Linked DNA regions of Mus musculus: region 2 is linked to region 1. The links are chromatin loops, found by intact Hi-C in ENCODE. Cell type or tissue: left cerebral cortex. All regions are shown on one strand. Links, peaks and the distances in the headings refer to the core of each region. The heading gives the core; the rest is flanking DNA. Region 1 holds the start of Tmem242 (transmembrane protein 242). Region 2 holds the start of Zdhhc14 (zinc finger, DHHC domain containing 14).

The links. Peaks named below come from ENCODE experiments on the same cell type or tissue, not always from the same donor. Only the 100,000 strongest peaks of a DNase experiment are listed, where the experiment ranks them.
Region 2: a loop joins it to region 1, with 6 times the contacts of the local background. A loop is called at or near these places in 18 of 42 quality-filtered maps.

What each region holds. Positions count from the first base shown.
Region 1 is chr17:5,433,463-5,448,585 of GRCm38, reverse strand. Tmem242 (transmembrane protein 242) reads left to right here and starts at 8,326. Exons shown (of 4, transcript NM_027457.4): 1 at 8,326-8,453; 2 at 8,954-9,054; 3 at 15,007-15,123. The coding sequence starts at 8,369. In left cerebral cortex, for the core only: CTCF peaks have their summits at 7,782 and 8,022; DNase peaks (open chromatin) are centred at 8,014 and 8,263; H3K4me3 peaks cover 2,027 bases; H3K27ac peaks cover 1,531 bases.
Region 2 is chr17:5,477,743-5,492,865 of GRCm38, reverse strand. It overlaps Gm52310, which reads left to right. Exons shown (of 2, transcript XM_030250193.1): 2 at 114-5,320. The coding sequence ends at 917. It overlaps Zdhhc14 (zinc finger, DHHC domain containing 14), which reads right to left and starts at 266. Exons shown (of 9, transcript NM_146073.3): 1 at 1-266. It also overlaps the pseudogene Gm8363. In left cerebral cortex, for the core only: CTCF peaks have their summits at 1,012 (motif pointing left) and 1,211; DNase peaks (open chromatin) are centred at 574, 713, 1,320, 2,346 and 2 more places; H3K4me3 peaks cover 1,827 bases; H3K27ac peaks cover 1,667 bases.

The DNA of each region.
Region 1 (15,123 bases), core at 6,998-9,497:
AATCCTACTGCATCTTACAGGAGCACTTTTGGCTGGCAGCCTCTGTTGCCATGCCCCTAACATAAGCTTATATCCCTCAGGGAACGACTACTTGCTTCGAGGTGTTTGACCCAGGTCCCGGTTGCCACACCGACTTCTGCAACCAGCCTCTTCTCCACAATGGCAGTGACATTCTGAGGAAGCTCTGCTGCCTAGAACAGTAAAGCCTGGCTCTGTGAGGCCCGATAAGCAAAGCACTGTGTTTTCACGCTTCCCCAGCGTAAACCCAGAACCAGGACCATGAAAGATGCGTTGTGGGTAGGAAAAGTGACATCAATGTTAACATTAGTGTTTTGCTAAGATTTTACTGGTGTGTGTAGTTATTTGTCACACGTAAGACTGAAGCTTGCTTTTCTTTGTTTTGACACAAGGTCTTAAAAGCTAGCCTTGAACTCACTAAGCAGTCAAAGATGACCTTGGGCTCTTGATCCTTCTGCCCCCATCTCCCAAGTGCTTTGAATTACAGGTATCTTCTGTAGATTATAATCTTTATTACATCGTATTAGAATATGGTCATTAATATAAATAAAGTATATATAACAACCACTTAGTGACGTAAGTGGTTGATATCCTGGATTTTTGTTGTTGTTGGGGTGGACTACGTGAAGGTTCTTCTTGTATTGTTCAATTGTTAATTCTGTAGCAGAGGAGGAGGAAGGGGAAGAGGAAGAGGAAGAGGAAGAGGAAGAGGAAGAAGAAGAAGAAGAAGAAGAAGAAGAAGAAGAAGAAGAAGAAGAAGAAGAAGAAAAGGAGGAAGAGGAGAAGAGGAGGAGGGAGGGAAAGAGTCGGAGAAGGTAGTAGAGGAGGAGAAGGTAGTAGAGGAGGAGAAGGTAGTAGAGGAGGAGAAGGTAGTAGAGGAGGAGAAGGTAGTAGAGGAGGAGAAGGTAGTAGAGGAGGAGAAGGTAGTAGAGGAGGAGAAGGTAGTAGAGGAGGAGATGGTAGTAGAGGAGGAGAAGGTAGTAGATGAGGAGAAGGTAGTAGAGGAGGAGAAGGTAGTAGAGGAGGAGATGGTAGTAGAGGAGGAGATGGTAGTAGAGGAGGAGATGGTAGTAGAGGAGGAGAAGGTAGTAGAGGAGGAGATGGTAGTAGAGGAGAAGAAGGTAGTAGAGGAGGAGATGGTAGTAGAGGAGGAGAAGGTAGTAGAGGAGGAGATGGTAGTAGAGGAGGAGAAGGTAGTAGAGGAGGAGAAGGTAGTAGAGGAGGAGATGGTAGTAGAGGAGAAGAAGGTAGTAGAGGAGGAGATGGTAGTAGAGGAGGAGATGGTAGTAGAGGAGGAGATGGTAGTAGAAGAGGAGAAGGTAGTAGAGGAGGAGAAGGTAGTAGAGGAGGCGAAGGTAGTAGAGGAGGAGAAGGTAGTAGAGGAGGAGATGGTAGTAGAGGAGGAGATGGTAGTGGTAGTAATGGTGATTGAGGTTTTCATCAGACTTAGCTGGGCAAGAAAGGGAAGGGGGGGCTTCCAGTGTGAGAGAAGGTTGCTGGGAGAAGAGTAGCAGTGGTTGAGGTTGTCATTTGGACATATCAGGAAAGGCAGAGGAAGAGACACAGAGGTAACAGACCACGTGGCAGGATGTGGACTAGGCTTAGTAGAAATAATTAAGTTAGATGAGCTAGCTGGGAGTTGACTAGGCTAGGCCTAAGCTATAATAAAATTAATAAGTCCCTGTGTCATTATTCATTCACTGGCAAGTCCAAGAAAGTCTGGCAATATTTTTTACAGTAAATATGTCTGACCACTCCAGAGTTCACTCTGGGGACCAATGAGCTTGTCACAGAGCTTAGGGTAAGTGTTATAGCAGGAGCATAGAGGATCTTAAAATAGCCACACTGGAGTCTGCACCCAGCAAGGATGACAGCTTCCATAGGACTGCATAGATGGAAGCCCCTCCCCAACCCTTCCCCATCCATATCCTCTACCCCTTCCCCCAAGACCACATGCAATTAGGGCAAAATAGCTTACAACTGGTTGGGAAGGGGCACCTGGACACTCAGGTAAGGATCTTATGACTCCTCCTATGGGGAATGAAAATAGCCCACAGGCCCAGCTTTGATGATCTGTTGGGAGGGGGTTCAGTAGAATTCCTAAAGATGGTAGCAATTTAGCTTGGACGGTAGTCCTGTACAATAGAAAAGAAGAAAAGAGAAAAGAAGGCAGCTGAAGGAAACGATATGTATCACTCTCTTGTAGAAAAATATCTAGTAAATTATGAAATGTGACAGTTGTCAAGGGGATTCCTGGATGGTCATTAAGAGTAACAATCCAACTGATCTCATAGAAAGAGCCAGGAAAAAAGAAAACACTCTGCAGTAAAGAAAAATGGAAAGGAAGACTCTGAAATCGCAACTTCACCGTGCTCAAGAAAGACACATTCGTCAGCCTGGGACAGTTACAGGATGGGGTTCTGAAAGACAGAGTAACAGAATCCTGGATGTGAATGCTGAGCCCCCAGCTTGGGCTCGCTTCAGGGGAGTTACAGCTGTACTTATGCTTGACCTTGCCTGTGTTGATTGTTGTAGTACTCTACAAGGTAGATACAGCCCTGGGGAGCTGGTGCAGATGCTGGGAAGAATCCAAGAGACCTGAATGGGTGAAGGCCAGCACCACATGGGCTCATCAGTCATCCCAGGCTTTCTCCACATGACATAATGCTTCCCGCTCTTTGTTTTCCAAGAACGTTGTCACCAGGGTCCAGATGGATGAGTGATCCTGAAAGCCTGTAGAACATTCCTATCTAAACTGGAGAAACAATGTCTTTTAAATAAGGTAGAATGTTTCTAAAGTACACAACTCCTTTACTCTCCCTCATCTCTAAATTAGTGCTTGGTCCCTTGTATAATATTTTCCAATGTTATATAAATATATGAACATTGTTCAGTGTTTTGCTTATTATGGTAGAGAGCAGAGGACGGCAGACAGAAAACTTATTTCCCCTTTCCCTTACAGGAAGCGTTGTGACTCAGATCCAGCAGGTCTTTCTCTGTGTGTGACCTTCATTAGACAATAACTTAGAGACCTATGCCCTAGAGTTGGGACAACTATTCCACATCAAGTGGCAGTAAGACCGACATGGCCAATACATGACCCTTACTGGATTTTAAAAATGATTTCACCTCAGATTTTAAACACACAATAACTGAAACACCAAATAAATATCTGAAAAATTGTTGAAACTAGCTAGGGCTAAGTAGGCTTCTAGCTGTCTAAATTTGAAACAGAATATACAGGGGCCAAAGAGTTTGAAATAAAAATGTGGTCAGATTCATTGCTAGTGTAGACTTTTAGCTGACTCAATCAAACACCAAAATAGCAACAATGTCTGTGTTGGACAAACTCCCTTTCCCAGCACTCCCCCCTCCCACACACACACAGGACATCTCGTTACATTCCCCACCCCCCCACACACACACAGGACATCTTGTTACATCCCCCCCCACACACACACACAGGACATCTTGTTACATACCCCCCCACACACACACACAGGACATCTTGTAACATCACACACACACACACACACAGGACATCTCGTTACATCCCCCCACACACACACAGGACATCTTGTAACATCCCCCACACACACAGGACATCTCGTAACACCCCCCCCCCACACACACACACAGGACATCTCGTTACATTTACACACACACACACACAGGACATCTCGTTACATTCACACGCACACAGGACATCTCGTTACATTCACACACACATACACACTCACACACAGGACATCTCGTTACATTCACACACACACAGGACATCTCGTTACATTCACATACACACACACACACACACAGGACATCTTGTAACATCCCCCCCACACACAGGACATCTCGTAACACCCCCCCACACACACACACAGGACATCTCGTTACATTTACACACACACACACACACACAGGACATCTTGTTACATTCACACGCACACAGGACATCTCATTACATTCACACACACATACACACTCACACACAGGACATCTTGTAACATCCCCCACACACACAGGACATCTCGTAACACCCCCCCACACACACACACACAGGACATCTCGTTACATTTACACACACACACACAGGACATCTCGTTACATTCACATGCACACAGGACATCTCGTTACATTCACACACACATACACACTCACACACAGGACATCTCGTTACATTCACACACACACAGGACATCTCGTTACATTCACATACACACACACACACACAGGACATCTCGTAACATCCCCCCCACACACACACACAGAGGACATCTCGTTACATTCACACACACACACACACACACACACACACACACACACACACACACAGAACATCTCGTTACATTTCTCTAAAAGGAAATCGTGCATGGTTGAGATGACACTTGTGCTAGCTTTGCAGTAGCACCAAACCCTTCCATGCTCTCATCCCTGCATCCCCCTCGAGGAATCGCTGTCTGGCTATGTAAAGGAAAAGCCTGCTGTCTGGCAGGAGACTGCTCTGCAGCTTGCGAATCACCTATCTGAAGCTAGCCTCTTTTTTCCCACAGAGACAAGCTGAAGCCGAAGGTTGAAAGTCCTAGAGCTGGAGTGGTGCCAAGGGTTGAGAGCACTCACTGTTTTTCCAGACGACATGTTTGGTTCTAGCACTTGTGAAAGGTGCCTCACAACCACTTGTAACTCCAGCTGCAAAGGATCCCACACCCTCCTTGGATACCTATGTGTGTGTGTGAGAGAGAGAGAGAGAGAGAGAGAGGGAGAGGGAGAGAGAGAGAGAGAGAGAGAGAGAGAGAGAAGAGAGAAAGGAGAGAGAAAGAGAAGAGAAGAGAGAGAGAGAGGAAAGAGAACATATATTCACACAGGCACATGAAATGAGAAGAAAAATAATTTCAAAGATTCATAAAACAGCCCCCCCCCCAATAACTTGAACATGAAGTTCCTGATTTTGAGCACTGTAGACACAGAAGACCTTGTACAACACTATCTCTAAGAAATGTTTCCTTTTGGTGTTCTCTCTGGGATACTTGGAATGTGGTCCCAGTTACAGAGCCAGGAATTCCCGTCCTTGATCTTTAAGGACTTCTGAGGCTCTGGAAAACAACCAAAGAGCCAGCCAAAGTGCCAGCACCTTTATAAAACCAGACAGGGCTCACACAGGTTGGAGGCACTCAGACAATGAGACAGGCCTTGGGGCACGGGACTCTGCAAGTTCCCTAGATTTAAACATAGTCTCCGTTCAAGCCCTTAGGGTAAACAATAACATAATCCTTGAAATAAAATGTGTCTGTGCTTTTGGTGGGATGCAGCAAAGAAAGAGATCATAAAAAGCTCTCCATTTGCAGACACGAAAGTTCTTAGACCTTTCTTGGCTCAGAAGCTCTGGCACGGGGCCAGCAGTCTGTGACCACCAAGCCCTTCTAGGTAACACCAGAAATTAAGCTCAGATGAAGAGTACCTGCCCATCAATTAAGGAAGAACCTGCTTTGAAAAGCCAGGACTGCCCCTCAACAGCTGTGTGCACTTGAATGTGTTATTCTTTCTGGGTTTATAGAGAGGATTAAATGAAATAAAACATTTGAAACATTAAGTGTGGTGCTGTACTTTGACAGCTTCCCATCAATCACTGTGACAAAGCACTGGAGATAATTAACATATAAAGGAAAGGAGTCTATCTTTGCTCACAGATTTGGAGACTCCAGTCACAATGTGTTGGTCCAGATTAGGTAGATTCTGTCCCATCCATGCAAATGAACAAACAAGAAAGTTGTAGGCAAGGGTCCTTTCGCATCGCCATCACGATGAGAAGAGGCAGTAAAAGATCCTGACAGAGAGTAAAAAATTATTTAAGCCCCTAGATCTGTGTCCAAAATAGCCCCATTGTTCCAGGATGCCAGGTGTTTGCAGTTTTTGCCTTTCTATAGCCCAATGCCAGGTGTTTGTGGTTTTTGCCTTTCTATAGACCAATGCCAGGTGTTTGTGGTTTTTGTGTCTTTATAAACCCCTTACCCCTTGAGCTCATTGTCAACTCTTCTATCCCTGGGAGGGATACCAGTTGTCCCCAGTGCACTGATCTTGTTTGTCTGTGTTTCCTCTTTTGTTTTCCTGACCCCTTGAGCTCGTGGTCAACTCCTCTACCCCTGCATGGGATACAAGTCGTCCCCAGTGCACTGGTCTTTCCCAAATAAACCTCTTGCAGTTTGCATCAAGACTGTTTCTCGTGAGTGATTTGGGGTGTGGCCTATCCTGAGTTAGAACGTGGGGGAGTCCTCACGTTGTGGGTCTTTCAGCAGCAGAGCAAAGTCGTCCTTTTCTTTTAATAGGGTCTTTCTATGTATCCCTGGCTGGTCTGGAACTTCTTATGTACACAAGGCTGCTCTGCAACACACCCACATGCACCACCACACCTGGCATCCATTCTGGCCTTGAACAGAGCAAGGACAGGAAGAGGAAGAGGCTGTGGTCTCACAGTCCCTCTTGAATTAGCCAAAGCTGGATTTATAGGCCACACCTCTCAGTGACTTTGAACCACTAGGCCTCATGGTTCAAAAATTCTGCCAGCTCTGAACAGTATCACCTGATGGGCTCTCAGTGACCCAAAAAGATATAGCAAGGGCATATAGGAAGCATCCAATATGTTAGCAGCTATAGTCACTATTATTATATGTGACAGGAAAGGAGAAGTATAAGTCCTTCTTGTAAGTGCCTACAAGTGGGCACAGTATTTGCCCACTTGTAAGGGGCCTTCCCAGACTCTGAAACTAGGCTTCTAAGGAACTGGACAGAAACAGAGCAGTTGTCCTCAACCAAGCCTAGCATCAGATCTCATGCTGCCCCAGACTTTCAGAGATAAAGTCTCTAATGGGAGAGACTGGGCAGCTTTAACCGTTCGTATGTAATGCTTTAAAAACTACTAGAATCAATGATAACAGCAATTAAAACGCATATTATGTGTGCCAGACACTATGCTAACTCCATCACACTCATAACTTTTAAAAGATTGAAACTGGGTCTTGTTACCTAGGTTAGATTTGAATTTATCCTCTTGTATCAGCTTTTCAAGTGGTCAAGAGGGATGTACAACACACACACACACACACACACACACACACACACACACGCACCTCTTCATTCAAAAATCCTGTGAGGTACTGTTTCCATAGTTAATAATTGAGGGGAACGAGGTAACGAGAGGCTATATGGCAAACACCAAGTTCACACAAATAAGAAGTGCTTTACGACCTGAACGCAGGTCTGAGCTAATAAATGCATTTAACTGCTGCAAAAACTAATGCTTTCATTTACCCGTCCCTCGGACAGGCATTTATTATACATGACCAGGTAATACACTGAGAGCTGGGGAATATCAAATGAGTATAGATAACAATCTCCACCCTCAAGATGCCCATGCCCTTAAAGTGCTCAGAAAAAGGCTAGAGGCTAAAGAACTGGCTTCATTTTAAAAGATGATGCCATATGTCTTAGGTCTCCCTTTGAGAGGCTGAAAACGTTGGCTACTTCCCACTACTCTTCCCTCAATAGCCATTTACTCTGTCCGTAGACCCTGGCACATCGTCCTCCCAGGCCTGCTTGCAGGCTGCTAAGGATCCCAGCAAGTCCGGGGCAGCCTTGGAGCCCGTGTTAATAAGCTTTGAGAGAGGGCCTCTGTACTCTGCTCTCTAGATTGGCTCAGTTCATTCAATCATTTAGCCAGCCCAGCGCGTCCACTGGGGGCGGGCAAATCAGATCTTGGGAAGGGCGTGTGCTTCGAAGCTGGTGAGATGTTTCTCTTCCAGAATTGGGCATGTCACTTAACCCTGAAATAACTATTTCGAAATTTCTCAGAAAGAAGCGGGGAAAATATTGAGGCTTGCTTTTTAGAATCGTGGTCTGTTAGTGCGGACCAAATCCTTAGAAGCAGTGCAAGTGTATCTGGAGTGGTAAACAGCTCCAGGATCCAAGCCAGGCAGATGGGCTCCCGGCTCCATTTGCGACCTCTCACTGCCTCCTAGAGTCGGAACTGAGTATTCTTCCAAGTAGGGAAAACAAAACAAAACCAAAAAAAAAAAAACCCAAAACCTTACTAAAGTCCAACAGATCATCACCTTGCAAGAAGGCGAGTGATCCTCCCAGGAGGGCCGTCTTGTGGGGCGCCGCCCTCGGCTCTGGGCTGGGACAGAGAGCAGCCTTTCTGTCTTCTCTCACTGCAAGAGTGTTAAGCGGGGAAAGTGGGAAACCCGGACCTTTCTTCAGGTTGCACAGGGAAGGCAGCCGCGGAACCTTTCTTCTCTCTCCCTTGAGCTTCCACTCGGGCCTCTTTGGTAACGGAAACAGTAGAGTAGGAGACTTTAAAATGGAGACCTCGGGTCCTGGGCCCGGGGAGTCCTCTGAATTAGAAGCTCCAGGGTCTCCGGACGATCGGTTGTTTCTGGTTAAAGGTATGCTTGCTCTGAGCTGGGATGTGATGTTCCGGAACACATTCTTTTCTGAGAGCCCTTATTCTGAACTCAGCCAGTGGGGCCCATATGTCACTCACCAGGTGAAGTCTCCTTGGGCAGGGGCGGGTAAATCCTGCCATCTACTCTCCAGTCCATACTGTATTTACCCATCCTTATCTATAGTTTTTCTTGTGCCCTGCCCTTTTCTGATTGCCACGATCTCTTCTTCCCGTGGAAAAACTTCGCGCTGCTGTCCTTGAGGACAGAGAGAAGGGAAAAAAACCCATTCTCAGCCCTGAAGAACTGAGCTTCAGAGCGTACCCTTGAACCAGAAACCCGAGGTCGTGAGATCACGCAGGTTTCTCAGACCCACTTCACAAGAGCCGCCTAGCCATGATGTTTCGAGTTTTGAATGTAATCCTGAAAGTTTCTGATACTTCGTTGTGCAATTCTCTTTAATTTAAGTTTTATTTTTAATCCCTTCTCTCAATTCTTGGCAGGTGGAATTTTCCTTGGTTCTGCAGCCGCAGCGGGAATGCTAGCTGGATTTGTTACAACATTATCATTAGCTAAAAAGAAAAGCCCTGAGTGGTTCAATAAGGTTTGTGACTCTGAAATCCATTCATAGCATTGCTATTGTTTTTAACAAAGGACAGCTTTTTGCATAGGAAAAAATAGTGACCTTCATTCACATGGTTTTGAAAATACACCCACAAACCCTCATGGGTTTAAGAAGTATACTAGTTGTCAGTCTTGATTTTTTTTTCCGTGTGCTTCCTTAAAAATTAACAGAATGAGGCTTTGAAGAATAACTGAGCAAAACTTTGGAAACATTGTTTTCCCTACAGCATGAATAAGTAATTTAGTATTGATAATAAGAGACCTTGCTTTGAAAGAAAAGCAATATCACTTAAACTATTGGTGCTGGTTGCAAGAAGTATATTTATTTCATAGATGTTAAAATTTTAACATTTTTTTAGAATGAGTGAAAACTTTGTTTTTGTGTTTTAATGCAAGGGCCGCAGTCGCTATAAAGTGCCTGGCACACAGTAGGTGCTCATAAAGTGTTGGGTGACTAACTATATCCACTAGAGACAGAAGATCATTATTCTGTTAGCAGGATTGTACATTTGCTGTTTGTCGTGTGCCTGCTTTCCCTGGTTGGTGGGGAATTTCTTGATGTGTATTGTAGTTGCTTATAATGTCTTGTCTTTTCCCCTCCCACCCATATTGCTGACTTACTGTTCGCCTCAGTAAGTGTTTACTTGGGATCCTTTATGTTTCAGGCACTCTATGATTAAGGTGGATAGGGTACAAAAATAAACATGTCTTTCCCTCGGGAATTTAAATGTCTGCTGTGAGAGACACAATTAGATATTCACACCAATAACTATGCAATTAGCTTGATGTGTGCTACAGACAAATGTTATGTGAAAAACCATAAACCAATTGAATTCCCTTCCACTTATCTGTAATAGTCATACTTAAGCTTTGAATACTATAATGACAGGAGACTAAAATGTATCTAAAATGCTTTCCAATTCCCTCTCAATACTCTAAAGGGTTATGGAGCTACTAAGATCACTTCTGTGGCTCCTCTGATGGGCCATTTTCTCCCTCTACCATGTAATACTTTTAGAGAAGAAATTACTTTGTGGCAGATGTCGTTAAGACCTAACCAGTGTTGGTGCTTTACAGCCAAGCTGTGTTTGGTTTCGAAACCACAGGTTTAATCTGTTTAAGAATCTGATAATGAGAAAAACCCAGGGATTGTCTTGTTTCCACATACTAACAGCTTGGTTCTTTGTTTTGTTCTGGGGCTGGATCATAAGACATGCCACTTGTGCTCTAACACACTTGTACACTGTGGTCCAAAAACTCCTGATGGTCCTTGAGACAACTCATTCCCTGTTCATGTTTAGAGATGCACACTGATGGCATAGAGCAGTGGCATACTCATGGTGGTGGTCACATAAACAGTCCTTGCAGTCTCTGTGTACTGTGTTGTGGGACGCAGCAGTAGTTTTTAAAATAATTAAAAGGAACCAGCATTAGGCAAGTGTCATTGTTGAAGCGGTAAAATTATGAACTATTCAATAATGACACCTGGCAACACCTGACTTGTAAAGTCATGGGAGGTGGGAGTGTGCACAAAGCACTTCTGCTCAAGAAGCCACAGATGCCTTACCAGCTGAATCAGGGTATCCCCCACAGACTGCCAGTCACTCAGAAATGGCGTGTTTGGGGCAGGCATTTTCTTAAAAACACAAAGTAGGCCTGGCTCTTGAGGAAAGCGGTTGTCAGTCTTTGTTGACAGTGTTAATAAGCTTTCAATTGAGAACACTTAGACTCACTCGTAACTACCAGCGTCCACTTGACAGCTTCTCCATACTTAACAGCTTTGCTGGTGAGATGTCATGATTTGATGATTTTAAAAAACTGTTTAACACATGGGATCAACAGTTGAAAGATCTGTATAATGCAGATACCGATACCTTCTGTAGTCAGTTCGCATGGGGTAGTGTCCAGCAAAGTGCAAAGCTGACTGGTGGATTTGAATGTTACAAATGGCAGAAATTTTTATTAATAGGACTCCATATGGCAACCAACCTTCAGAAGACATTTTTGTTAGTACTGGTATATTACAAAGAAGATAAGCTAATAAAATACTTCTTGTTCTAACCATGTCAGTGTGAGGCCGAGTTTTATTCATGCACCGCAGCTATCAGTGAAAAATATAAGAAAGCATTTACAGCAGATTCACTACAGATATGAAAAGCCAGCTTTCAGCTAGAAATTTAAGAGGTTAACAAAAGTGTAAAACATCGGTCCTCTGTAGCTGTTTTGTTTGGAAAGATAGTTATCTTAATATAAAAATGAGCTTTTATTTTTATATTAATGGATTTGGTACTTTTTTAAAAAATCCTTTAAATTAAATTGTTTAAGTTCTCTTTGTGGCCAAACTTTATGGTACTTGTCTAGACTTTTGGTTTAGTTTTTTTGTTTGTTTGTTTGTTTTGGCTTTTTGTTGTTGTCGTTCGATTTTTGGTTTTTTGAGAGACGGGGTTTTTCTGTGTGGCCTTGGTTGTGCTGGAACTCGGATTTGCGTACCAGGCTGGCCTCGAACTCACAGAGATCCTTTTCTTTTCTTTTTTAAGATTTATTTATTTATTGATTATATGTAAGTACACTGTAGCTGTCTTCAGACACTCCAGAAGAGGGAGTCAGATCTCGTTACGGATGGTTGTGAGCCATCATGTGGTTGCTGGGATTTGAACTCAGGATGACCTTCGGAAGAGCAGTCGGGTGCTCTTACCTGCTGAGCCATCTCACCAGCCCAATTTGGTACTTTTAAATGACTAAAGTGTATATTTCTCAGTTTTAATTTCTAGTACATTAGATATTGATAAGCCCCACATAGTAAAACATCTCTGCAGCCTGTGTGTAAAGGAACTGAGAAACACTGCACAGGTGGCAGAAATGTTGTGTCAGTTTGCCCCACGTGGGAAATGTTGAAGTTAGCACCTCTCCACTTAGCAGATGTCACCCATGTCATGTGGGGAGCCAGCTTCAGACCACTGAAGACTGTTGAACGTCTCTCACAATCCTGACAGCTGACGATTACTGTTGTCACCCACTCTTCTTAAGGCCTCGCACATGTGACACACACAGCCCACTGAGCCACTGTGTGCTGTTCCCACAAACAACAGGACACAAGCATGCATGGATTTAGCAGTCTGTCCAACATGCCACTCCCCTGCCCAAGGAATGCATTTTTTACTGCTATTAGCAATACTTTTATTTAATAAACTGTGCTTTAGCCTGGGAACAAATTCAAATTACAACCCAAAAGGACTTTGAAATGACCGTCCTTTCATCTGGGGCCTCCCTGTGCTTCTTCTATTTCATGGGATAATCAGTCCATTATTTTCTAACTGCTGAGTCTTTTGCTAGGAAGCCGAACACTGAAAAAGAACAGTGTTGAGGGAGTGAACGTATATTTTTCTTTGTAATTCCTTGAATAAAGAGAAAGGGGAAAGTGCAAACTGAAGTAAAAAAATTATTCCCTCAAGTTTCTTTGATCCGTACACACACACTGCAGAGAGATACGGAGAAGGGGTGGGAACATACAGACACAGGTGGGTCTGTGAGTGCCTAAGAGCTAGGATGAGGGCCTAGGGCTGACACTCTAGACAGCCGTTCTACCACTAAACTATAGCTCCATCCCTCCAAGATTATTTTTTAAACCAGTACTTTTTTACACACAGTTTTAAAATTGCTGTGAGACTAAATGACGTACCATGTGTGAAAAGTATGTGCGCAGTGTGTGCCCATTTGGTTGGAACATTGAAAATACAGAATTGGTGTGCATGTACACATGCAGTTTCCCCAAAGTAATTCAGGGCTCTGCTTGTCTTACTGCTGTGCCCTGGCAGAACTTCATCACATACCTGAGTTATTCCAAAACTCTTTTGTGAGTGGAACAAAATGGGCAGGTTACCAGACATCCTTTTGATACAGCTTTAAATTCTAATAAGTAAATAAAAGTTTAAAATTACAGGTTATAAGAGCTACCTTAGTGATATAACTATATCAATATATTGGTCAGATTTGTATGTAGGGAAAATAACTAGATTGACTATTGGGGGCGGGGCTCAATCTCTATGTTATTTTCGGGTGCATGGTCTTTCTCTGATCCTGCAGCTCACAGATTTGGAGAGACTGGAAGCCAGCAGGCCCAGGGATCGTTCTGTCTCCATCCTCCCAGTGCTGTCATTCTCTCAGGCCAGCATTGCTGTGCCTGGCTGTCTGTGAGCCTGGAGGCCCAAGCTCAGAGCCTCGTGGCTGTGCTGCAGCACTTCATGCATGAGGCTGTCTCTCCACCCCAGACTGAGTATTCCTTAAGAACCCATTTGGTGTTTACATAAAACAAACCCCAGGATTATACTGAAAAGGGCTAAGATGTGAAGCTTAAACGGTTGCCATGACAGTTTGCTATTGATGCTTCCCACAAATGTGATTGATGGGTCAATTCTTGTTACCCACTTTCTCGGGCTTCTGATGCATACCAGGAGAAATATCCATGGTCTCAAGAATTACAAACACAGAATAGAAAATAAGCTGTCTGTTGATTTTAAGAATATTGAGTACAATAACTACATTATAAATTGTTCTATTCAACTTCCAAATATGGAAGCCTTAATTTTTATTTTAAGAGCAGGTGGGGTGGGAAGGGCAATGGAGGGAAATGTAGCTTTTAAAACATGTATGTATACACAGACACTCAATCGCCACACAATACACACGAGGCACACACATATATGTGCACATATACACACAACTTGTATGTATGACTATATCTAATGTCTTATAAAACAAGATTAGTTTTTGGCAAGTTAAATCTTTTGTGCAAAATGTCAGCCCACATAATTTTGAACAGAGGGTATGAGTATCATTTGATAGAAAAAAAACGTGTCTAGATTTTTTTTTTAACTTAGAGATCAATCATCAGTATCAAGATTCTGCTAACATTCGTGTTGGAAGTATGGAGACAATAACTAATGCTTTCACCTCACGTTAAGTGGCTGATATGCAACTATTACTGTACCTGTTCCTAAAGACCTGAGGCAAACTGAGATTCTGTTGCAAATCTCTCGAGTTACTTTCATATGACTATCTTTTTTATTTGATCTGGTAAAACAAATATGGATTTGTGTTGGTGTGTATGTGTGTGTATCTAAAATTTCTGTTTTTACCAGGGGCCAAATGGCTACTTCATTTGTTTCTAAAATAAAATTGATGCAAGGCCTATTAACTGGTCCCGACAAAATGATATTGGTTGATGGTCTCGCTTCTCAGTAGAGATCGAGGCCCAGTTAAAAGGCAGGGTGCTGGTGGAACCAGCAGAAACTGTCACAATGTGGGAAAAGAATAAGATTGTAGAGTGTATGTGTTTATAATAGGAAATGGCTAAAGAAAGATTTCAGCAATTTGTTGAGGTCTAAAATATCTACCAAAAGTGTTGGTCAGCTAACATTGAGCATTCGCCGTCTGTCCTTAATGATCTGTGTGATGCAGGTTAGCAGACAGGTTTTCTTCATTTCAGGAACAGCGCCTACCGTCACACTACACATGTGCATAGGAAAGGCCTGTACTAAGAAGTATGTTAAGCAGTGTACAGAAAATTACTCTAACAAAGAGAAGAACTTTAGTGAACTGAGATGAATTTTTCAGGTGGAAGACAGAGTGTTATAAACCCGTCATCCCTTATCAGATTAGCTGAATCCTCAAATGCTGTTTTAATGAAAATGCCAATGGATCTTGATGCAGTGTTCTAGGTTTTTCTGGAAGGATAAGTGGCCACAGTGTGCCCACATCCAAATGTCTGTAGTCAGAGAACTCATGTCTTACATAAGTTGTGAAGGTGCTACTCAGCCTTGGGCTGAGCTGGCTCCCAGGGCCGCGTTGCTTACCTGGGAGTACTGTAATCGTCTCCTAACACTTCTAGAACATTCACTGAGTATTTTACCCAAGCTTTCTGTGTTCATTCCAGGGCACTATGGCCACGGCTGCCTTACCAGAGAGTGGGTCTTCCCTTGCCCTGCGAGCCCTGGGCTGGGGTTCTCTTTATGCCTGGTGTGGAGTTGGTGTGATCAGCTTTGCAGTGTGG
Region 2 (15,123 bases), core at 1-2,500, 51 kb before region 1:
CGTTCTTCTGTCAGGAGCTGCTCTGTAGGAGCCGGGGCGCTGCCCGCGCTGCGACCCCGCATCCACGAGCCGAGCAGCCGAGCTGAGTCCGCGGCCCCTAACGCGGGGCTAAGGCCGAGGGTGGTGGCGGCGGTAGCGGTGGCGGCTCCCGGGGCTTCCTCGGTTCCTTCTGTCCGGAGAAGACAACCCTAGCGCGACGAGGGCCGCCGGAGGGCCGCGGGGACACTGCCAGAGACACTTGTTTGCAAGGCTCAGCCCCGGCGCGCGCGGCGCTCCGAGCAGGTCCGCCTCCTCGCCGCCGGGTGGGCGGTGACGCCCGCGCCTCACAGCCGGGCTCCTCCTCCTGCTCCTCCTCCTTGCCAGTGAAGCCTGGGCACCCGCTCCCTTGGGTCCCTGCCCCAGTATCCCCGGGCCAGAGCGCAAGGCTCGGGGACTGTGCGGGCCTGGCGCGCCCGGAGGAAGGCTCCTGGCTCCCGGGTGACATCCTTCACCCTAGGAGAAATCAGGTCGTTGCCCTCGGTGCTGAGGCGCCATGCGCTCCCCGCGGACTTAGTTCCTCTACGGGGTTCTCCACCGGATTATTCCCGGTCTCAGCTGCCACCTCTGGACACTCGCATTCTCATGACCAGTCGAAAAACCGTTCTTGCTACTACGGGGGACCTGAGTACCCGCCACGCAAAGAAGTGACCTTTCCTGGCCTGCCCTCGGCTCATCCTCTTCCTCCCCAGCGCCACGCGTGGCTGAGACGCCAGGGAAACTCTACCGATGCCGAGAGGATGGGGGTGGAGTGCCTTGATGACAGGGTGATGAGCAGCCCCCTGAAACAGGCCAGACTTCGGGACCTCGAAGGGCAGGGGACAGCAGAGCGGTCTGTGTCAGCTCCAGCAGCGACCGATCTGCCCCCTCTTTTGGATTAAAAACCCCCAGTGGCAGGCTTTGTTTGCAAAGGTCGCTGTCTTCCCCATCTTTCATTCTCTACTTTTTCCCCCTGGTGCTCACAATTCGCTCATTTTACTTCTGTCTACTTGCCTCTGTGGAGCCCACGCACAATAAAGGGACCGCACATCTAGCGAATGCTTGGAGTGCGCCTTTCTTTACATCCCAGTTTGACAGTTGGGTATACAAACGGGCGCAAGGCCGGCGCCAGAGAGCCCCAGCAGCCTAAGCGCTGCTGCGCCCCTGGGCTTCGGGGCCCGGTAGAAGCGCTAACTGGCGTTTGCACTAGGGTAACCCAGCGCAAAAGGACACCCGGCACGGGCGCTCGGTTTTCTGAGCCCTACTTTCTTTTCAGAGCCCGCTGGGATGTGTAGTTCCTTCTCTCGCTGTCCAACTCAGGGAGGAAACGTGACTTGAGGATCTAAAACTACAAGTCCCTGCAACCCCTGCGACGAAGGCGGGGAAGCAAGGTACTGGGCTTTGTAGTACTCAGCGTTTGGAGAGCCACAAAGACAGCTTTGGAAAAGATGCTTTCTCTGTGCCGGGTGGATATTTGCACACTGCCTGCGTTCTGTGTAATCCTCACCACAACCCTGCGATGCACTATTGTACCAAGCTCAAAGAACTGCTTGCCCAACACTACAGAGCTGCCCAGTGATAGAAATGGCACTGAACCCAGAGCTCTGTCTTTCCCTTACAGAGCACGCCTCAGTGCTCAGTGTCAAAGATAGATAAGCTTGGCTAGCCAAAAGAGAAAAAGGATGTAACCAGCTAGGAAATGGGGGCGATAGAAATGGTAATTAGATGGGACAGGGAATTACAAGAAGTTAAAAGCAAGTGTGATTCTTAGGGGCTGGATGGGGCTTTTTCTTTGTTTGCTAAGTGGATGGGTGCATTTTTAAAAATAAGTTCACACTACTGTAGCTGAGGCTACTGTAGTAGTGTCCAGTTCCTGATTCTCTGCCTTTTGCCTGCTGGGATTTCAGATATGTTCCACCAAGTCCAGCTAAGGGTCTTAAGTGGACAATTGAAATTGATCTTGAATTACTTGAGATACTGCATGACAGACAAGCGCATTACAGAGACAACTAAGTGCTTGGTAAGTGTGCTCTAAAAAAAAAACAACAACAACAACCACAACCAGCTCTAGCATTTGAAGTAAAAGCTTTTATGCTTTTCCACCCTTTAGCTGACACGATCAAGACTTTATTTTGTCAAAAGCACATGTTAACTCTATTGTCTAGGTGGCTTTAGAAAGCACCCTCTCTTGGCATTGGGAGTGCAGCTCCGTGGTAAAGTACTTGCCCATTCTTATTCTCAACTAAACTGGATTTTTCTGGCATCTGGCACAATTGAAAAGTCCTTATCCTCTAGAAATGTGTACTAAAAGCATTTGCAAGTGAAATGATAGAACTTCTAGATTGTGCTTTTCCACTCTCCAGCCCATCCTCCTCCCACACACAAGGAGACAGAAGGAACAACTCTGGGAACTCTTGGAAAGTGTTACCATTATGTGATGTAATTGTGTTTAATTATCCACTGTTGCAGATTATCACAAACCGGAGGGTTTAAACACAACAGGTGTACCTCACAGCCTTTGTGGTTCAGGTATCCAAGTCTTTTGAGACCTTTGCCCATACCATCAAGGTGTAGGCTAGGCTGTGTTCTCATGACCTGCAGAAGAATTCATTTCCACACTCATCCGGGTCACTAGTGAATTCATTTTAATGCATTTGTAAGACAGCATCCAGCTTCTTGTCAGTTGGCCACTGGAAACTCTCTGCAGCTCCTAGAGGTCACCAGTAGTTCATTAGCACCTTGGCATTTCCCAGAATTCATTAAGCCAACAAGAAAAGCCTTCCAGCAAGCAGGCTCTATACATTAGAGTCAAAAATGTACATGTTCTATTTAGCCAGAAAGCAAATCATACGCTGCAAGGTGAAGGGACCATTTGTGGGTGTGGATGTTAGGATTAGTCTATCCACCAAAGTATGTAAGGGGTCATCTCTTTTTTTTTTATTAAGATTTATTTATTGTTATACGTAAGTACACTGTAGCTGTCTTGGAACACACCAGAAGAGGGCATCAGATCTCATTGCGGATGGTTGTGAGCCACCATGTAGTTGCTGGGATTTGAACTCAGGACCTTTGGAAGAGCAGTCAGTTCTCTTACCCGCTGAGCCATCTCACCAACCCAGGGGTCATCTCTTAACCATCATGTGTGCTTATCTTTATATTTGACAACCCCATACAAAAAGAAACAAAGCATTTGTTGTAAAACTGTATCTAGTGGGGTGGGGTGGAGAGATGCCTCAGCAGGTAAGAGCCGGTTCTGCTCTTCTGTTAACTGAAGAGTTTTATCATCCACCTCAAGTAAATCCACCAAGCTGTTACCATCTGTGGCACTTCACACCAACATCTACCTTTCTTGCATTGTTAGTGCTATCTTTGATGCCAGTGGTCTTTCTCAGATCGTGGCTGACTTGGTGGACCCACTGGCAAAGGGGGTTGCTTTATAAATAAAACTGGAGGTTTGTTTCTTTCATCTGAGCAGCTCAAACCATTCTAGAAGCCTCCTTGTTAGTTCGGAGAACACCTTAAGGCAGCTGGCATGGAGGGTGAGCCTAACCACTGTGCAAGGCAACACATTCAAGTTCCCGGATGCTTTGTGAGTTCCTGGGTGCACCTCTCAGGGCCAGCATGGTATGCCCTTAGGGTGGTCAGGTGCATAAGATCAAAGGAGCAGAGTCTTAAGAGAACTCTAGAGAACTAGAGAACTTTGGAATGACCTCAAGACACTTCATTCCAAGTAGAAATACTGCAGAAAATCAGACGCCGTCATCCTTCCCAACCCAGAGACTCTGCTCATGTTCCTGTGGCTGCTCAGCGCGCCTGGAAACATTTTAGCCTCAAAATGCAAAATGTTTAAAGTAACGCACGCAGCGTGCCACAAACCAAAAATGAAGTAAAGCAGGGGGGTTTAATGTGAAAATCTCTTATGATTTTTTTCAAGCAATTTTTTGTCCTTTCACACAAAAATATTGCTTCCATGTTTATAAAATAGCACGTACTGAAAACTGGTACCACCCGTGACTGTATAAAGAAGGTAGATTACTCAAAATCCCATCACCACACAGAATCGTGATCGCTCCATATACTGTTTATACATTGGCTATTTAACAAGAATCATTGCCTGCCTGCTGTTTTTTATCTTGTATGCTCTCTTTTGCTGTGTGTTTGTGTGTGTTACATATACAGGGAAGCCAGAGAGCAAGCGAGGGAAAGGAAGAGGGGAGGGAGAGGAGAGTTTGTATTATACTTTCACTTGCTGCCTGGATCAAACCCTCCCGTGTTCACTTTGCCAGCTCAAGACCAACCCAGAGCCATGCACTGCACTGTCTTCAGACTCGGTCCCCTTCGACACAAACCCATCCACTTTCTTTGAGTTCCTTCATCTCAGAGTCACGGAAGAATACAGGCCATGCATTTTGTAAGCTATCCATTTGGGTTTGCCTATGGTTTCTTCACAGTCACATTCGGGAGCAGGCTCTTGCAAGGTCCCAGCTGTGTTACACAGGAAATGGTGGCAGACAGCAGGCATCGTTTGGCTGCTGCAGCCAAAACTGCATGGCTCTGTCACAGTTGGCCAGCTGCTTCCCGGCCTCCAGGTCGCAGAATACGTCCATGTGTACTCTGTCTACCCGAGCTGGGTAAATTTCAGGTGTTGAACAAGCACATCTAAGTTTGGGACCCTAAATGCAGATCCCAAGAAATCAAAAGGACAAACTCTGGTTTTGTGGCATTTCAGAGATGCAAAGGCCCCAGGTGTTGCTACTGAATTGTAAAGTGTGCAACAGCAGCATGTGTTCGTTCTCTCTCTCTCTCTCTCTCTCTCTCTCTCTCTCTCTCTCTCTGTGTGTGTGTGTGTGTGTGTGTGTGTGTGTGTGTGTGTGTGTGTGTAACAGCTGCTTGTGCCCTGTGTAAAGGAAGGAATCTTCTCTTCCTGAGATCAAGCCAGGGGGAGACAGCAGATGCACACGTGCACACAGGAAGGCTCTGGGGTTCCAACTGGAGCTCCATGCCGGAGCCCCTCATACCCTGCTCTGTGCAATGCACACCCACTTGCTAACCTAAGAGCTGAAGAAAAACAAAGAAACACTTCCCCCTTCTAGAAACAGCCCCCGCCCCCCCAGTCAAAGAGAATCCCTGAAGAACCCAAAGTGGATTTCAGAAGTTTCCACTCTCATCTTTAAGGAATGGATCTGGTCATGGTGGAATCTCAGTGTATGGAAGGAAGAGGCGAGAGAATTGTGGTTGTGTCATTTTCAATTTGCTAGTTTTATGTACATTATTATGTATATTATAAAAAGAGAAAAACAAGGCATTTGTAAGGATGTCTGCTTATTCATGTGGGGTTCTTAGCAGTAGCCAATCACTAAAATCCAGAAGGGGAAACCATACCCGTTTGTTCCCTGCAAATGTCTGATAACTGCATGAAAGTGAAATCTGATTGATGATCATTCCTAATTGGGGTATGAAAAAATGATGATTTTTTTATAATTATGGATGATTCAGTAAGAAAAAGAAATGATATCTTTTAAAGTTTTTCATTTTTGTAGCTTTCTGTTGTTCATATAATGTTTCCCCTTAATAAGAATGCTTTTTAAAGATGTATTTATGTACATGGCTGGGCTGTCTGCATGTACATTTGCACACCAGGGAAGGGTATAGGATCCCTTGGAACTACAGTTATAGACAGTTGTGAGCCACCATGTGGTTGCTGGGAATTGACCTCAGGACCTCTGGAAGAGCAGTCAGTGCTCAAACCCTGAGCCATCTCCAGCCCAAGAATACATTTTAATCTGTTCTAATATAGACTAATTTCTCGGTTTGTTTATGAATGTAACATAGTAACTTACTCTTCAGAGATCTGACAAGTTTTCTGAATGAGCCAGGTCACTTCCTGCCTTCCTGTTTAATTCATTTCCATTCCCTTGGCAGGGCCAGGGTCAGGTGGAATTCTGATAGAGACAGTGTATCTTTCTCAGTATTGTGCCAAAAAGATTTCTGGCTTATCCTGTGATAAGGTTAGGTGATACTCATTTTGAGCACTGGGGTAAGTAGGTTTCTCCAATTTGAAATTGCTAGTTCTCTTTGATATTATCGGCTACAACAATGAAGACTGTAACTGATTTTGGTGCCCACTGGTGATTTCCTAGCCTGCTTCTTTCCTTTCCTGTCTGCTTCCTTCCTGTTACCTGCTCTCTTCCTCTCTCCCTTCCCTTCCCCCATCCTTGCCTTCTTTCACCCTCTCGGCTTTCTTACTTCCTCTTTCTTGGCATTCTGCCACAACAAAACATTGTGTCCATTTCATTAGCAACATTCCATACTTTCTACTCTGTTTTGTATAAGCATGGCCCGGGATACTTATTTTATATAATGGGTTATAAGTCATTCCATGAATAGTTATTTTGATATTTGAATTACTCCAGATCTGACTAGCAGTAGCTCCCCAACTATCTCCCCTGTATCCCCTGTCATTTGGTATTCCTTAAACACTTGCTTCCCTGCTGATTCAATCCAATTTTCCAGGTTCAATATCAGACATTCCCTGTCTTCATGCTGCAGTATGATGTTTCTCAGACAGGTCTTAGTATCTTTTAGTAGGAACTGCATGTATGTTTTTTCTGTTTCTATTTTTCTAAAAAAAAGATTAGTACATACACACATATATGTACACATCTATTTTCTTCAATATTAAAAGCAATTTACTCAAACTTACACGTGCAATTCCAATCCCAAAGTGCAATCTATAGTCTTTGCTTTTTTTTTCTTTTTACGTTTGTAGCTTTCTCCCCTCATAATTCTCAATAAATGTCCTTAAGCCTAGAATGCAAAATGAATTCTATGAACTACAATACCAATATGCCAGGCAAGATGTGCCCATTGGTGAAATGGTACCACAGCTGCAGCAGGAATAGCCAACCCATTCCATGCTTGAATATGAGACCTGATACCCAAGGGATAACACGTGTTTAGTACTGTAAACCACTCAAAGCTTGTGACTAGGAAAACCTTGAGGCCCAGGGTAGGGGACCTACTACTGCTACTTGGCTACCTTTTAAATCTTTCTGTTAATACTCACAGACAAAGCCTACTCTCAGCCTAAATTAGAGAAACCTCTCTTTGCAGTTAATGGAGGTGAAGGCTGGGATCCATGGCTGTGCGGGATACTGAGACTGTAGATGGTTGAAAGCCCTAAACAAGACATTCATACCACTCCCTTAAGGCTCAGGGAATGCTGTGGAATATAGAGAGGAGAGCAAAGTGCCATGCTCTAAGCACACGAAAGCCATGGTAGTCATGAACTGACAGCTAAGCTCATACAAGTGAGGCCTGCCTAACAGGAACACATGGATGGGGAGGAGTTCACAAAACCCCACCACTCATCTGTGTCTAGCAGATTCAGGGAAAGAATAACACACAGTCCCTAGAAGCGAAAACTTAAGAGTTCTTTGAGAAAGTAGTGTCAGATGGTGTTTTGCTGGGGCAAACAGGTGAAGGGGTGATTTCCTGAATTGGACACAAGTGAAAGGATGTTTTGCTAAAGCAGACAAGTGAAGGAACATTTCACTGAAGCAGACACAGGTGAAAGACTGGCTAAAGCAAGTATGTGAAAGGACACGTGATGATGCACATGTATTGGTCTGCCTTACATTGCATAGTTGAGCTCCATTTGTCGGGACTCCATAGAGAGAAATGCACCAGAGAACTTCTGGTGGTGTTCTGCAGCTTCTTGCTGCTTCCAAAGACTCAGGCCAATTGGCAGAGTAATGTCAACTGGGACAGACTCACGTGCAACTGGGACAAGACACATGGCAAGGCAGACCCACATGTGATGTTTGGAAGGAGTGTAAATAAGTCTCAATTGACTGAGAAGGGCTTGCTTTTAGAGCTAGTTGTGAAACACTTACTGGTCTCATGTCTTCCCTATCTTCACTCCACTGAAAGAGACACACCCAAGAACTCCTGGTGTCTCATTGGTCTGAATCCCTCCTGCTGACTGGTGCTGATTTGGCTGAGGCCTGGATATCTCTGCTAGGTCATGCCACTACTGCTGATTGGTTTTTGCTATCCCAACATTATGGCACTGGATGGCTGGTGTATCTGTGAAGTGTTTGCAACTGGATCAAGCTGTCGCTGCTGACATACAAACTAACCCTACTGATTGCCTGACAACACAGATGGGAGTTGCTCCAAAGAACCTTTCTAAACATGTCTACTCCCCATTACCTGTATCCTTTCTTTTCCCCTATCCCTTGTGGGTGGTGATCTAGAAGGGAGGTTAAAGCATTTAAGAACCATCATTAAAAATAGGATTTGAAAAAAATTAAAGTTCTAGTACCCAGTTGTGTACCCACTGGTAAGCTCATCATATTTTAAAGGATAGTTCCAAACCCAAAGTTATTCAGATGGTTGAACTCTGTGGGCTATACACACAAAAGTAATGAATACAGGAAAGAGATTTGTAAGGAGGAGAGGTTGGCAGGGATGAGGGACCTAAGAACAGAAGGGAGACAGAGTCACCAAAATGCATTTTTATACATGCAGGAAATTGTTTTTAAAAATTGATTAATAAAAAATATTTTAAGGGTTTCAGACTTGCTAACCCACAGCACCACGATAAACAAACCAGAAAAGAAAATATTTAGAATTCTTTCTCATTCAGACAACTAAAAATAAAAAATAGTAGACAGCTGTTGTGGTTTCTGGTCTCCTAATTTCTCTGTGTGTGTGTGTGTGTGTGTGTGTGTGTGTGTGTGTGTGTGTGTGTGTTGCTCAGATGTTTTCAGTGGTAATGCACAGGTGAGCACTTACGTTCAGAGCAAACACCCTTAAGTGTTGCTCCTTAGGCACCACCCACCTTTCTGAGGTGGCCTCTCACTGGCCTGAACCTCAACAGCTTCTGTCCCTGCTTCTTTTCTTTCTTTCTTTTGTTTTTTTTTTTTTTTTTTTTTTTTTTTTGAGACAGGGTTTCTCTGTGTAGCCCTGGCTGTCCTGGAACTCACTCTGTAGACCAGGCTGGCCTCAAACTCAGAAATCTGCCTGCCTCTTCCTCTCCCACTTCTTTCTAATTAGGACTTGCAGTCTCCACCTTTTGACGGTGACCATCTGGCAAGGTGGCCACCATCAAGAACAGTCTAACCGAGGGCATCAAGCAAGTGAGTTCCAACAAGGAAATGAAACCGAAATTCATGAAACAGAAATCACCAATTCTTTAAAGGTCCCAGAGAGACCAAAGGTCCCTCAGGAGTCTGGGGGAGACGGGGAGTTTACACAGCTGGAGAGGGAGGGAGGGAGAAACCAGAGAGACTGCATCATTATTCCTGTTTATCCTTTGAGGATTCTGCAGGGTTAAGGACAGGTTTGTTTACAGAAAACACCTGCAGAGGGGAAACTGTTTACATGGTTACAACTGTAGCTCAGCCCGAAGCTGTTGGGGTTTGTGTTAGTGAAGAGAGATAATTATATAATGCAAGCTCAAGTGCTGTCTCTCATAAAATGCTTGTTTCAGGATTTCCTGCACTTTCAATGCAGGAAATTGATCTCATTAATCAGTATAAGAATTATACCTCAGGGCTGGAGCGATGGCTCAGCGGTTAAGAGCAACGACTGCTCTTTCAGAGAGGTCCTGAGTTCAATTCCCAGCAACCACATCGCGACTCACAACCATCTGTCATGGGATCTGATGCCCTCTTCTGGTGTGTGTCTGAAGACGGCTACGGTTTACTCATCTAAGTAATAATAATTAAATAATATTTTTTTAAAAAGAGGAAAAGAAGGAGGAGGAGGAGGGGAGGGGGGAAGGGGAGGAGGAATCCCTCAGAACCAGGGGCGGGTTGAACCATTGTCCCGGCCTCTAGTCCCATTCTGACATGATGGATGTGGCGGTGTGCTCTGCGCAGCCCATCCGGTATCTCACTAAGAACTGGGAGGTGGACATGGTGGCACAGCTGGGCGAGTATCTGGAGGAGGTGGACCAGATCTGCATTTCTTTTGATGAAGGCAAAACCACAGTGAACTTCACTGAGGCAGCACTATTGATCCAGGGCTCAGTCTATGTCTATAGTTAAAAGGTGGAGTACCTCGCTGGTCTACCAGGCTCTAGATTTTATTTCTGGCAAGAGGCAACCCAAGCAACTCTATTCAATGCAGGAAATTGGGAGCAACAGGACTGTCAACTCAGGGACTCCCTGTGGGACATAGGGTGAGTTCCTGCCACTGGACCACATCTCTGACTGCTGGGCTAATGTGGATCCAAAAAATGACCAGGCATCCAGTGAGCTCATGGCCCTGGTGGCCCCTGATGAAGTGGGAAAGAACATGTGCCCCTTGTATAGCTGTCAGGGTGAGGGTTTGGCCAGCCGGAAGGATTTCAGGATGAACACATGTACCGTCAACTCCAGAGGCTCCTCTGTGTTAGATCCTGTGGGGCCTGTGGGGCCATACCCATGTCAAGGAGCCAGAAAGATCCTGAGGACACTGAGGAGCAGCCAATAGAAGTGTCTAGGAATGGGAGTCCTGCTCCTGTACTCAGCGTCTCCCAAGAGCCAGATGGTCCTGCGCTCAGCGGTGGAGATGAGGATGCAGAGGATGAAGCAGAGCTCCTGGAGGTTGCTCTAGAGCCTGCAGAGCCTGGGACCTCACAGCAGAGTGCCATCTTGCCAAGGAGATACATGCTATGGGAATGACAAGGGGCACTGGAACCTGCTTCCCGGCTCCACGAGACCCCAGACCCCTGGCAGAGCCTGGACCATTTTGACTCCTTGGACTCTAAGCCCTTCAAGAAAGGTAAACCCTATTCTGTGCCACCTGGTGTGGAGGAGGCTCCAGGACAGAAGTGCAAGAGGAAGGATGCCACCGAGTTGCAGGACTTCCATCAGTGGTACCTGAATGTCTATGTTAAACACACTGATGGCAGGAGGGCTTGGCAGAAGGGCCCCACCTTTGCAGACATGGATATTCTGTACTGGGAACATGAAAAAGAATGGCTGGAGACCCTTCAGAAGCTGCGGAGATGTAAGATAATGGAGAGATGGAAGGATCTGTGGCTTACAGATGAGGATCGCTTGGAAGAGTCCCTAGAAGACCCAGGGGTGGCAGATGACTTTCTAGAGCCCAAAGAATATGCAGAGGAACCTGAAGGGGAGATACCTGGGGAAACTGCTGACCATGCCAGCGCCCCTGAGATACAAGGAGCTGGTCAAAAGAAATGTGGAACTCTTCATTGCAAGCTCCCGGAAGTTAATCCAGGAGACAGAGCTGAGCCAACGCATCAGGGATTGGGAAGATAAGATTCAGCCACTGCTCCATGAGGCATGCTACTTGGGAACTAGAGCCTGGGCTTCGTCTAGACCTGTCTCTCCACTTGAAGCTAACATGTCCTTTCCCTCTGCAGGAGCAGCATGTGCCATTTGATATCCATACCTATGGGAACCAGTTGGCTTCACGGTTCCCCCAGCTCAATGAATGGTGTCCCTTTTCAGAGCTTTTAGCTGGGCAGCCTGCTTTTGAGGTGTGCCGCTCCATGCTGGCCACCTTGCAACTGATAAGTGGCCTGGCATACAAGGGATAGGGCAATGGCTGGACTCTGCTGACGCCTTGTTTCCACAGACTAATGACTATACAGATCACTCAGCAGCCAGGACTGGGGGCAGCAGTGGACACAATGTCTCTGAGAGTGCTCACACACCAGCAAGCCCATACCTGCTTCCAGACCTATACAGCCCCTTCCATGGCCCAGCCCAGCCTTGAGTGGAGAGCAGCGAGGCAGGGGTGGAAGGTAGTATATATCTGTAAGTTTTTGCCCCTATGGGGCTATTCACTCCAGTGCTGCCTCCTGGCTGGCCTAGCTTAATAAAGTGTTGCTACCTCCCCACCCCACCCCCAAAAGAATAATCCTTCATCTATTTACTGAAAAACCTATGGTAAGATTGTTATTTCTTCCTCTTTTTTAATTATTTGACAGAATTCTCAATTGATTCATTCGATCCTAACATTCTATTTCAAGTTAAGGTTTAATTCAATTAAAAAGCAAACTCTTGGACAAAGTTTGGAGCTGTGTCAGAAGGATGGACCATCTAGTGATTGCCATATCCAGGGTTCCATCCCATAATCAGCTTCCAAACGCTGACACCATTGCATATACTAGCAAGATTTTGCTGAAAGGACCCAAATATAGCTGTCTCTTGTGAGACTAGGCCGGGGCCTAGCAAACACGTAAGTGGATGCTCACAGTCAGCTAATGGATGGATCACAGGGCACCCAATGGAGGAGCTAGAGAAAGTACCCAAGGAGCTAAAGGGATCTGCAACCCTATAGGTGGAACAACATTATGAACTAACCAGTACCCCGGAGCTCTTGACTCTAGCTGCATATGTATCAAAAGATGGCCTAGTCGGCCATCACTGGAAAGAGAGGCCCATTGGACACGCAAACTTTATATGCCCCAGTACAGGGGAACGCCAGGGCCAAAAAAAATGGGAATGAGTGGGTAGGGAAGTGGGGGGGAGGGTATGGGGGACTTTTGGGATAGCATTGGAAATGTAAATGAGGAAAATACCTAATAAAAAGTATAAAAAACAAAAAACAAAAAAAAAAGCAAACTCTTCTGCTATTCTCTTTTTTTCCTCTGTCTCTTTTGGTAAATTATGCTTTTCACCTTTTTTTTTTTTTCGGTTTAAGTTGTTCGATATGTCTACACAGTTGTCCAAAATATTGTGCTACTCTCCGTTTGCTATCTGTAAGATCGTTGCCTATAAATGTTGGCAGTTTCACGCTGTTGTACTAGAGTTTGGCAACTGTATTGATGTTTCTTTAGAAGCCTAACTTTTAAGACAGGGCTTGTTGTGGGGCCATGGCACGTGGCACGACAGAGCCTGCCCTGAGTCCTCAGGAAAGTAGGACTTTTCCCTTTCCTTGTCTCTAACTCTTCCCTTTTAGATTCTGGCCAAAGCAAACACATGCTTTCTCTGTGTTCTCTGAGGCTCCTCACACCCCTGCCTTCTGATGTACCACAGTGTTGCCAGCATCTCTGCCCACCTCCATTGCTGAACATGCTGGACCCTGACTCACAACTGCATGGCTGCCTTGTCTCTTCTGTTCTCCGTCTCCCTGCACTGAGCAAGTGCTGAGACTTGCGGCTGCCCTGCCAGGTGTCTTTCTTTCAAATTCCAATGAGAGAAGAGGGGAAGTGGAATAGACTTCTTTGTACCTCTTTCTATGGATTTCATTTATTTTGTTTGAAATATTAAAAATACTCCCCTCTAATTAAATCTAATTAAAATAGATTTCCCTCTAACATCAGCTCATATGCATCTCGCACATTTTGGATTGTGTATCAATTACAGACTCCAAAGTATTTCCTAATTTTTTTTTGTGATCTCTCTCATCCATTTTAAGTGGTGTGTGTGTGTGTGTGTGTGTGTGTGTGTTTGCTGAGCATCAAACACAGGGCCTTGTGTATGCTAGGCTCGTTCTAAGCTATGGCCCCAGCTCTGCATTTCTGAGTTAACCATTTGTAGTCAAGGAATGTGTGAGCTTTCAGTCCTTTTGAACAAATTGAAACTTGTTTGCATCCCTGTCTTGAAGTCTGTTTTACCTGTTGTAGCTTCATTTCTGTTAGTGTGACAAAAAGCAAACAAACAAACAAACAATAATTATCGGGAAGGGAAGTGCTTGCTTGTCTTCCAGTTCCAAACCACTATTGTGAGGAACTACTTCAAAGGGGAACTTAAAGTACCACATCTAGTCAGGAACACAGAATAACACTTGGATCCTTCCGTGCTTGCTTCTAGATGTCTTTACTCTTATACCATCCAAGCTAGGGAATGCTGTTGTACTGGTTGGTTTGGTGTGTCAACTTGACACAGCTGGGGTTATCACAGAGAACGGAGCTTCAGTTGAGGCAATGCCTCCATGAGATATAGCTGTAAGGCATTTTCTCAATTAGTGATCAAGGGGGAGGGCCCCTTGTAGGTGGTACCATCCCTGAGCAGGTAATCTTGGGTTCTATAAGAAAGCAAGATGAGCAAGCCAGGGGAAGCAAGACAGTAAAGAACATCCCTTCTTGGCCTCTGCATCAGCTCCTGCTTCCTGACCTGCTTGAGTTCCAGTCCTGACTTCCTTTGGTGATGAACAGCAATGTGGAAGTGTAAGCTGAATAAACCCTTTCCTCCCCAACTTGCTTCTTGATCATGGTGTTTGTGCAGGAATAGAAACCCTGACTAAGACAGCTGTCAACTGTAGGCTGGATTTCCCTATGTCAATTAACAGTCAACCGGATCCCCCACAGACATGCTGATTTCGATCATTCCTCATTAGAACTCTCTTGCCCAGAGTTTCTAGGTTGGATCCAGTTGACAGTTAAAACTAGTCAATGTGCCACCCACCCCAATGTTCTTATGTGTATTGTCAATATCTTATGTGTATTATCTATATAGTACATCTTTTTCCACTATTTGATTTCCATCTTCTCTGAGAAGGTAACTTTTCCATTGCATGTAAGCAGGTCTTACTATCATTTTTCTAATCTGATCAGCCTGTTTTCAATGGGCGGGTCATGTACTTCCATTTAATATGATCAATACCATGGTTCATCTACTGTGTGATTTGCTTTCTGTTTGTCGTGTCTGATGTTCTGAGGGATTGTTATTCCCTTCTTGTTTTCTCTTGATTTTAGCAACATTTCCAAACAGTCCAGTTAACTCCTCTACTGGCTTTTTACCGATCTTGCCTTGCTTTTAGGTAGTTACCCTGGGAGTCCAAACATGCAGTTACCACAGCTCTTAAGAGTTTAATACATAAATGTTAGAATCTTAAAACAATATGATTCCTTCACTCTTGTTTTATGCAACTCACATCACATAACTGCGTTCATACAAGACTATAAAATGTGATATGTGATAAACTAATTTTGCTTTAAATATCCATGTTATTTTATGACATTAAGAAAAGAAAAAGTGGGAGGGGGCTAGGAGGGGGGCTGCGATTGGGATGTAAAGTGAATGAATGAATAAATAAATAAATAAATGGAGAAAATAAAAGCAAGAAAAGAAAGAGTAAGGGCCAGCGAGATGGCTCAGTGAGTAAACTTTACTTGTCGCACAAGCCTGATGACCTAGATTT